Linked DNA regions of Homo sapiens: region 2 is linked to region 1. The links are chromatin loops, found by intact Hi-C in ENCODE. Cell type or tissue: ascending aorta. All regions are shown on one strand. Each heading gives the region's core, and the rest is flanking DNA. Links, peaks and the distances in the headings are about the cores only. Region 1 overlaps MAP2 (microtubule associated protein 2). Region 2 overlaps ACADL (acyl-CoA dehydrogenase long chain).

The links. Hi-C counts contacts between places; a loop is a spot of excess contacts. Peaks named below come from ENCODE experiments on the same cell type or tissue, not always from the same donor. Only the 100,000 strongest peaks of a DNase experiment are listed, where the experiment ranks them.
Region 2: it touches region 1 in a loop (3-fold over the local background); 1 of 110 quality-filtered maps calls a loop at or near these places.

The regions. Positions count from the first base shown.
Region 1 is chr2:209,533,381-209,538,769 of GRCh38, reverse strand. The region is part of intron 2 of MAP2 (microtubule associated protein 2); the gene reads right to left. Among named protein-coding and RNA genes, the nearest start is that of MAP2, 110 kb to the right of the region's middle. In ascending aorta, for the core only: no CTCF peak of the experiment used is centred there; a DNase peak (open chromatin) is centred at 2,238.
Region 2 is chr2:210,219,692-210,225,080 of GRCh38, reverse strand. It overlaps ACADL (acyl-CoA dehydrogenase long chain), which reads left to right. Exons shown (of 11, transcript NM_001608.4): 2 at 4,279-4,434. Among named protein-coding and RNA genes, the nearest start is that of ACADL, 3.1 kb to the left of the region's middle. In ascending aorta, for the core only: no CTCF peak of the experiment used is centred there; DNase peaks (open chromatin) are centred at 2,671 and 3,250; H3K4me3 peaks cover 2,763 bases; H3K27ac peaks cover 2,634 bases.

The DNA.
Region 1 (5,389 bases), core at 73-5,072:
TCAATGTTAGGAAAGAAATGCTTGTTTTTTTCAGCATCTCGATTTCACGATGTGTTTTTATTAACTGCAGAGGCAGAAGGGGATAATATGGAAGTTTGATACGTATTTTAATCCAAAGTGTACCAGGCGCTAGCCTTCATCTTTTCCAATGTGTACCACATTTTTCCAAAACCAATTTATTACTGTTCTATTTATACCCAGAGTCATACACAGAGGAAAAAAAAAAAAAAAAAAGGACTCTTCTGTCCGTTTGCTCTGACCTGCTGATTTCTTGAGTTTTGTCTTGTTTCAACTTGATGAAAAAAAAATAGCAGACATTAACCTCACTTCATCATTATTATTTTGCTAAAAAACATTTGAGGAACTTGAACAAATGATATAAATATGGAATATGAACCAATGATATAAAATAGCAAAAATTCACTAACTCTTTTAACCTTAAAAGTCAGTCACCACAAAGTTCATGAATCTAAAATATTAACCTACTCTCCCATTTCTCTCTCTTCTCTAAATATTATTTTCAAGTTCCAGTTCATTTATTTCATTATATCATAAATTGTATTAACCATTTGTAAAGTATTTAACAGAGATAATATTCATAGGCACAAATCCAAAAATTCAAAGTCTCCTCAGCAAAAAATAACCAACAGATTTCTGCGTGAAGACACAGCCAAAGATGGTGTGCATGTATGATCAAAATATTCTACAGTGATGCTCAAGTGAGATAGACTGGGTTCAATCTGCCTGACTGTGACTCTGGGCAAGTTACTTAATCTTGGTGAGCTAGATACTATTACCTATCTGAAGATCAGCAATAGTCACATGCATTGTATTTGGTACAGGTGCCAAACATCAAATATTGTTGATATTATTATTATTTCTGTGCTTATTAATGCTTCTTATGAGCAACAGACTATAAAGGAAATTAACATAGCAATGCTGCTTCTTGATAAAATGAATTAAAGGCTGAATCTGAGGAGGATTAAGGAAATAATTACAAGAATATCAGTGAGAGAGTCTTCACTCTAAGTCCAGGATTTATTAGAATCACCCCATGACTATGTCAGACCTTTAAAATGACTTGACTTGATTACAAACCAAATATTAAAAGAATGGCTACTAGTTTCTCAATACTGTGCTAAATGATGATGAAGGCTGTAATACAATCATGTAAACAAAACTTGTGTATGTACAGAAAGAGTGTACAATATACACATATACCTGTAATTAGCTTCTAATTAATTGCATTATCCAGAAAATCATACAATTTATCTTTCATTAGGATTGGATGAAAGTTTCTGGTGCATTTAACCATTTTACCTAAATGTAGTCTCAGTACAGAAACTGAATTTTTAATTTTTTTCTTAATTATGCTAGTTGCCTTATTGATTTGCACATAAACCTATCCAGGTATAAATTAATTCAACTTATATGGAAAATTTATTGTGTGTTTCTTTCAGTGATTCTTGTAGTTTTGGGGGTCTCAAAATAATTACTATAGTAACATCAAAGATCACTGATCACAGATCACCATAACAGATACAAAAAATAATTTAAAAGTTTGAAATATCGTGAGAATTACCAAAATGTGACACAGAGACACAAAGTGAGCTTATGCTGTTGAAAAAATGGTGCTGACAGACTTGCTTAATATAAGTGTGCCACAGACCTTCAATGTCTAAAACATGCATTATCTGTGAAGCACAATAAAGCAAAAACAATAAAGCAAAGCACAACAAAATTAGGTATGCCTGTATACTCTTGGGCCACTTAGAAAAAAATCCTATAAAACACATGTCCCGCCACTGTGAGCTATCCTTACAGTATGTACACACATAATGAACATATTCAGTGAGGAAACACTGGTTCGATGCAACCCAATAGGATGGAAATTGAAACAAAGGGTGAAGATGAAAACTTCTGTCCTGGATAAACCTAAATTTATGTTCTGTCTGACCACTTAGTGCTTAGACATTTCACAGGTTTATGAAAAAAAATACTATCATATTTTAAAATTTCTTTAGATTAACAAGTAACTCAATTTAAGACACAAAGTGAGGCTCTGAAATAGCTTCATATTCTATTAGTTAAAATCATAGTTGGGGATCCACCATGTCTTGTCTCACCATCACCCAAGACACAGACAAGGCTTCTGTTCACCGGACTCTGGAACCATGTGAGAAGCTGCTGGATTCCACAGCACCCAATAAACAGCTCTCACTTGACTGACAAAGAGTTGCGTGGTGTGTGGAGGGCAGTTCCAAGGTCAACAAACAACATTTTGTTTGGAAGACTGCTGTGACTGAACAAGAGTCAAGAAAACTTTTTTTCTTTCAAGCTATTTGTAGTATAAAGAAGCTGGGTAACAGTATACATTTCTGAGCAAAATTTACCTTTCTCTCTACCTGGGCTCAAGCCCAAAATGAAGCATAGAGATAAATCTGTACAGTCTTTGGTAGGCACTATACTGATAGCTGGAACAATAATAATAATATGACAGTGTTACATCATTTTGCTTATTATTTTATATTTGCATATGTCATAAATAACTGAAATATACTTGAAAACACCTAGTCCAGCTTATGGCACAGATCAGGTTATTAAATGTTTAGGAGAATAAACATTTAACAAACATTTAAACAAATGCTGTCTCACTCTGAGATAGTGCTGAAATAAAAAGCATAATAGTTAAAATACCAATTTATTTTATTTTATTTGTATCCATAATCTGTCTCATTCTAAGAAAGTTTTGAAGAACCTAACTTTCTGTTTCTTAGTATAAAATTCATTCTAGGTTTACAACTGTATTATGAAATATTTGTATAATTATTCAGTAAGCTACAATGAATGGAGCAAAGACCTATTTAATACCAATTCAGTTACTATATTATATAAGAGGTCAGCTTATAGGAGAAGACAATGAGGAACAGCAAATGATAAATAAAATTTTATATTATATTGGCTTTTGTATTATTTTAATCAAATGATTATATTTAATTTGGTGTAACTGAAAAATAAACCTCGAAAAATACCTACAACATAGTATTATTTATTACAAGTTTAATTCTGGCTTTGTAATTTATTAATGGAGTCTAAAACTACAAACCTCCTCAAAATGGATTGACCCTACTGTTTTCTAATTGTTTGTTTTAAAGCTTACTTTTATTTCACAGCCATTGATCAGCTTTCTTCTGCAGAAAAAAAAAAAAAAGACACTTTGCCAGACTGCAAGGGAAGGCTTCACTGAACCATGCATTCATGGCTGAAAATATATTTATGAGAGACGAAAAGATGCTAAGGAGAACATGGACATCTCTGAAGTAGTGAAAAGTGTTCTTAAAGCTTTGCAGGGATCAAAGACCTGTCTACCACAATGTGCAAAATTTATAATTCTAAGTGATCCTTGGAAATGTTATGGTTATGCGGTGAAGTTGTCCAGGATAAGTAGGGAAGCACCTGTTATCGGCATCAAGGGTGTGAACCCTTAGAAAAAATAAAATACAAAGAACAAATTGAGCACATGACACAACTTGGATGAATCTTGAAAACACGTTAGCTGAAAGAATCCAGTCACCAATGTTCACATATTATATCATTCCATTTATATAAATATCCAGAATAGACAAATCTATAGAGACAGAAAGTAGATTACTAGTTGCTTCAGACTGGGGTGGGAGAGAGGAGAAGGGAGGACATGAAAGGGTGGGGAGGTAGTAGCCAGAGGACACTATGGGATTTCTTTCTGAAGTAATGAAAATATTCTAAAATTGACTGTGGCAATGGTGCACATATCTGTTAATATACTAAAAACCACTGGATTTTATAATTCAAATGAGTGAATTATATGGTATATGAATTATATCCCAATAAAGCTGTTAAAAAATGCACGTATTCCATTTTTGGGATGATGGCAGGCAGGGTACATGACCTTGAAATTTCATGTTTCATGAGTATTTCTTCATGTCCTTGCAGACTAACTTTAAAACTCCTGCTATTTCAGAGCAGTGATTCAGTTAAATTTTGAATTGTAACTCTTGTAGAAATTGTGACAATTGAGATATTCTGATTATATAATTCTATGTTCTATGTGAATAAAACTGAAGTCCAGCTTAATTAAAAGAAAAAATGTTGACAGACTCAAGAGCTTGGAATACTTCTAAGTCAGAAGTTAGTTTGAATATTTGACATATTTATAGACCAGGTTTACACAGAGCAATTTAGAAGGGGTAAGCAATGCTACCTTGGTACAATAATTTGAAAACCTCCAGAAATTACTGCCTCCCACCCACCCCCGTACACAACAGTTTCCTCCAGTAGGTTAGACTACTACCATAACCCCCTGGCAAATGACTAAATCACAGACCACATGGCAGCGAAGAGTAAGAACTAGAATGAGACAATCACTGAGCTGGAATTCCTATTTCTCTATTTATCCAAGTGGCCTTGGGCAAAACCATCAACTTCTCTTAACTCTGACTCTTTATCTGTAAAATGGATATCCCAACAGTAACCAACTTGTTGTAAGGGCTAAACAAGATAACACCAGGAGATAGATTAGCCAGTGCTGGACACATACTCAAGAAATGTTGGCTGTTATTAATGGCAAACTAACAAAAGGTCTCACATCAATTACTTGCAGGGCTCAGGAATAATCAAGTTGGTCTATGCTTGAAGGTGGAGGTTCTGAGCACTTTGGCAGGTCTTGGTATTTTGCATAGCCCTTTGGGGTAGCCAGGCTGCTGGACGGCCCTTTGAAGCCAGGTCTCTTGGGATGCCCTAGTTCCTTCAGCCAGCACTCAACTCCCATTCCCTCCAACTGGGTGTGGTCCCTGCTCTCACTCTCCTTGTGTTAATAAAATTCATGGAAAGACCTATCTTTTGCTTTGTCAACTCTCTTACCTAGACCGGCTCCCCTTACCCCTGTCTCAACCTAGTTCTCCCAGGAATGGTTTTGATCTTCAAGCACCTCTCCTGTCCTCTTTGAGGGTGGCATCACATCGATGTCCCTAACACAAACAGATTTAGATCCTCACTGAATCCCTAGAACGAGACAATTCTGTATATCTGAACCAGAAGCATAAGTATGCCTTGAGCATAAACATGGCTTTTGTTTCAAAGAGCTGTATCCTATTAAAAAATAAATCCTCATGTCTTAGAAATTTTTCATACAACAAAAGGCTGAAAGGAAATTTGCCAAAATGCATACTGTAGCTGCATCTGGATGTAGAATCACGGGATCTGTATTTCTTTCTGTTTCTTTACACTGTTCTGTACTTTCTAAAATGTTTGTACTGAAAACAGAGCAATTAGGAAACCAGAAAAAACAATATTTAAAAACATGGCTTGCCTGTAATCCCAGCATTTTGGGAGGCCAAGGCAGGCGGATCAC
Region 2 (5,389 bases), core at 329-5,328, 690 kb before region 1:
GGAGTGCTCCCCAACTCCGGCGCCGGGCTAGAGCTGGCCTCCTTTCCTGGATCCCGCGGACTGGGTGCAACCAGCATCTGGGCGGAGGAAAAAGGGGTGTCAGCCGTGCCGCCCCGAGAACAGACCGCCGAGCCCACGTCGGGGAAAGCCGAAAGATTTCTCCAGAAGTTCATTCCGGAGCCCCAATCCAACCCGTCTAGTTCAGCGGCCTGCAGTGGGACCCGGGAGCCTGCGTTTTGGGAGGAGGTGGTCACCCCCTGGGCCCGGCTGCAGGAGCGCGGGCTGCGATCTGTGTCCCAGTTCGAGCTGTGAACCCGGCGTTCCCCACGGCTTAGACTCGCCGCGCGGTAGTGAACTTGGGACCCGGACTCAGTGCCCGGGCTGCGGCGCGGACCAGAATTGTCCAGGACAAACTGGGCTAGAAATGACCTGGCGAGGGTTCCATCAAACAAGGAAATTAGCTTTAGATATATCAACAAATCTAACTAAATACAGAGGATTAATGAAGACAGAGTCTAAGTAGTTCAGTGACTACTAAGGTGGTGTTTATAATATGATCAAAAGTTTCAGATACTGTCTGATGCATAAAATCTATTCACTGGGTAAACAAATTGGAAGCATGGAGAATTCATTATTTAATAAGGGTGAAGGAACTGGCAAATTTGCGAATGACAGCATTGGTGTAAGCTACTCTAATTTTATTTGAGAGCTATGAAACAAAATGCCTACTTTTCCTGGGGAGATTTGGGAAGACGTCACTGAGAAGGTGACTTTTCTTTAGGATACATACTTAACTCTTCCTTGGAACATTATAAGACAGTGATCCTCAAACTTTTTTTTTTTTTTTTTTTTTTTTGAGACAGAGTCTCACTCTGTCGCCCAGGCTGGAGTGCAGTGGCGCGATCTTGGCTCACTGCTGCAACCTCCGCCTCCCGTGTTCAAGCAATTCTCCTGCCTCAGCTTTCCTGAGTAGCTGGGACTACAGGCACGCACCACCACACCCGGCTGATCTTTTTAGTAGAGACGGGGGTTTCACCATATTGACCAGGCTGGGCTCAAACTCCTGACCTCGTGATCTGCCCGCCTCGGTCTCCCAAAGTGCTGCCTCAAAACTTTTTGATAACAGGGCTCCCTTATGCTCTTAAACAGGACCTCAAAGGACTTTTGTTTATGTAGGTTATATCTATCCGTCTGTCGTTATCGAAAGGTATCTACATAACTGAGAAACTTTACAGATATTTAGTTTATTTAAAAGTTACAATAAGAAGCTCATTACATGTTAACATAAATAACAGTTTTTATGAAAAATAACTTTTCCTAAACAGAAAAAAAGTGAAAAGAGTGACATTGTTTTACATTTTTACAACTCCCTTAATGTCTGGCATAATAGAAGATAACCAGATAACTATATCTGCTTCTGTTTTATCCATTGGCGTAAGTTAGTTTGATTGAAGCATGGCAAGAAAATCTACCCTCAAATAGAGAACACTGGAAAAAGGGAGACCTGAGAGACCCTCTGAATGGGCTGGGGGGCTACAGTTTTGTTGTAACAGCTTTTTTACCTTTAATGTGCAAAGGAATCACCTGGGAATCTTGTTAAAATACAGCTTCTGATTCAGTGGGTCTGGGATGGGGCCTGAGATTGTGTATTTATAACCAGCTTCTAGGTGTGTGGAAGGTGCTGGTGGAGATTGTCTCCCTTTTAAAATGTAGGAGACTTTAAAAAAACAATAATAGCCTAGCCAATAAGATTAGTTGCAGTTTATTGCCTTAGAGAAAAAAATGCCAATTTTTCCATTACAGATTTCTTCATCTTTAGACTGAGAAATACATGTTGCAATAAACTTGCTGCCAAGTGTTTTGATTTTCTTCCCTCTGCATATTCTCTCTTGACCACCTTTGACTGACCTGAAAGTCTTTATTCGTTTGGCATTTCTTTTGCTTTCCTATGTCTTTATATATTTTACTTAAAAATATTGCAGAGATTTCCTTAACACAGTACAGGCTATTCAATTTTAAGATCCAGTAAGACTCGATTTTAAATTCTGGCTCTATTGTTTACTCATTATGTTGACAAATGATTCGGTGTCTTACAGCCCCAGTTTCCTAATCTCAGCATATTTTTTTCCTGAGGGAAACTCTCAAGTATGGAAAATCTATATGGACAAATACGTGCTTTATAATTTTATCTCTACTAGCAAGAAAAAGGAGCCGATCATTTCCATTATAGGGATAAAGTAGATGTTAGTTTATTTGATGCAACAGGACAATGGTCAAGGTCCCCTGCATGTCCTGGTCCCCTGTTATCTCTTCTTCCTAGAATCTCTGGCCTCATCTACTCTTCTCAGCCCACTCTGGCTACAATTGCCTCCTTGCTCTTTCTAGAACACATCAGACACCATTCAGACATACAGCCTTTGCTCTAGTTGTTCTTTTGTCCTAAAATTCTTTTATTCTAGAGGTATGCCTGGCTAACTCTATCACCTTCAAGGGTTTGCTCAAATCTCACCTTTCTGGTTTAACCTACCCTGACTGCAGCACTTTTTTTTCTTTTCCTTTTTTTTTTTTTTTTGTTTGTTTGTTTGTTTTTAGTGACAAGGCTCACTATGTTGCCCAGACTGGTTTCAAACTCCTCAGCTCAAGCAATCCTCAGGCCTCGGCCTCCCAAAGTGCTGGGATTACAGGTGTGAGCCACCAAGCCCCGCCTACTACATTATTTCATACGGCAACCTCTGTCTCTGCCTCCCCCCAGGCACATACTCCTGATCCCTTCTCTACTTTTCTTTCTCCATAATACTTACCACCTTCTAAGGTATTATACAATTTGCATATTTATAGTTTATTGTTTATTCAGTTTCCCTTTGTTAGAATGTAAGCTTAAAAGCCAAGATCTTTGTCCTCATCTTAGTCCTTTGTTCGTTATTGTATCCCAAGTTACTAGAACAGTGCCTGGCACAGAATTGGCACTCAGTAAATATTTGCTAACTAAATGAATGAATAAGCCACAAAAAAAATGATACTTAGGGAAAACTTAGAAATAGGTTGTAATAGCGACTGGGCACAATAGCTCATGCCTGTAGTCTCAGCCCTTTGGAAGCTGAGATGGGTGTATCACTTGAGGTCAGGAGTTCAAAACCAACCTGGTCAACATGGTGAAACCCCGTCTCTACTAAAAATACAAAACTTAGCTGGGTATGTGTGGCAGGCGCCTGCAATCTCAGCTACTACAGAGGCTGAGGCAGAAGAATGGCTTGAACCGGGAAGGCGAAGGTTGCAGTGAGCCAAGATTGCATCACTGCATTCCAGCCTGGGCGACAGAGCCAGACTCCATCTCAAACAAAAAAAAAAAAAAAGGAAAGAAACATGTAATAGTAAAAAGTTATTTTTTTAAAAACCCTTTAAGTCTACTTTGATTAATTACATGAAATAGATCTTTTCTGGATAAGGACTAGAAAAGAAAAGGCAGAGTCCAACTAAGGAAGAAATACACTAAATTAGAATTTAATGCAAAATAGAAAAAGCATCCTTTGGCAAGATTTGAATATATGATAAGTTTTTTAGATGTGAACTTGAAAATGTACAAAATGATGCATAGATTTTCAAAATTTCTTTCAGGGGTACTTCAAGGGTAAAAAAGGCTGAAGACCACTGAACTAAAGGAGCTACAAAACTGTCTCATTTGAAGCTTGGTGTGGGAGGGATGGGAGTAGGTCTTAAATAATTCCATTTTACAGAATCTTTATCAGAGATTGATGGGTATTTTTATCTCCACCCAGATTGGCTTTGTAATGTGGCGATTACATCAACATGGTTTGCATCTTATACACCTGCAATTTGAAATTGTGTGATTCTGGTTAAAATACTAATTTTGGAGGCTTTGCATTATTTTAAACATTGTATATGATATGAAAATTTATCAGTATTACTCTACCGTACTATTTGAATTTTACATAATGTGATCCATATGTCACCTGACAATACTACATTTCACCTCAAGTCAGACCTGTGGTTAGTTCTAGGCATCATCTTCTTTAAGGATTTGGAGATGGAGACCGAGTTGAATAATGATAAGGTACTTCTTAATTCCAGCTACATGAGGTAGATCCCATCAAAAGTGGTGGCGCCCAAATTTGAACCCAGCTTTGTCATAATTCAAACTCTTTCTACTTGCCTCTCAAGTTTCTCTGTGAAAGAAATCCATGTTGTTCAGTGGCACTAATTTGGATATGAAGAGTAACAATTCACTTACTTTTCCTATTGCATATATATATTTTTAAGATGTTCTCATTCCGGAGGGGAAGAACGTCTAGAAACTCCTTCTGCTAAAAAATTAACAGATATAGGAATTCGAAGAATCTTTTCTCCAGAGCATGACATTTTCCGGAAAAGTGTAAGGAAGTTTTTCCAAGAAGAAGTGATTCCTCATCACTCAGAGTAAGTGGCACATTTTCCTCTAATGTAATGTATACTAGGGGTATTATAGGACCATTTCCTAGAATGCCATATATTGCTATACAGAAAACATAGTATGTTCAGGGCTTTATTAACATTTTTACTGCTCTTCACTGTAGTACTATAAGATCCCAGGATTCTTAGAGCTTTTTAAATGAATTTTAAAATGTACTATACACAAATAAGAAAATTTGAAAATTTACAACTTAGTCTAAGAGTAGTGTTTTTGAAAACCATGGGTAAGTGGTAACAAAATACTAGTCAATTTCATAGTCTTTCTTTTTCTGCTTCATGAATTAATTAAACTGTAAAAACCCAAAAAGTCAGCACAATGCAAACCTTGGTAAGCAATTGGTTACCTCTGGATAGTTCTTGATTAACTAATTATTATTATTTTATTGACCAGAAACTTATCTATTTCTATTACAATAAGATTTTGCTTCATTTCCAAAATTCACTCAATGCTAGTACAGATGCTCCTCAATTTAGTATGGGGTTACAAGTTGAAAATATCATAAGTCAAAAATGCATTGTTATTATGTTAACACTGTTACTATGTTATTATAAAAACAAAAAAATTCTCGGCACCGTTATTATGTTAGAAGCAGAAATTAGAAGATTAGTAAAATGAAGAGAGAAATGGTTCAGGAACATCATAGGTTTGTGAGGTTTTACACACCTAGCCTACTAAACCCCATAGTTTAGGCCAGCCTACATTAAACATGCTCAAAACAATTACATAAGCCTACAGTTAGGCAAAATCATCTAACACAATGTCTACTTTGTAGTAAAGTATTAAATAACTCATGTAATATATTAAATATATTTAATATATGTTAAAGTGAAAAACAAAATGGTTATATGGATACTTGAAGTAAGCATGTTTTCGACTGAATGTGTATTGCTTTTGCACCATCATAAGTAAAAAAATTGTAAG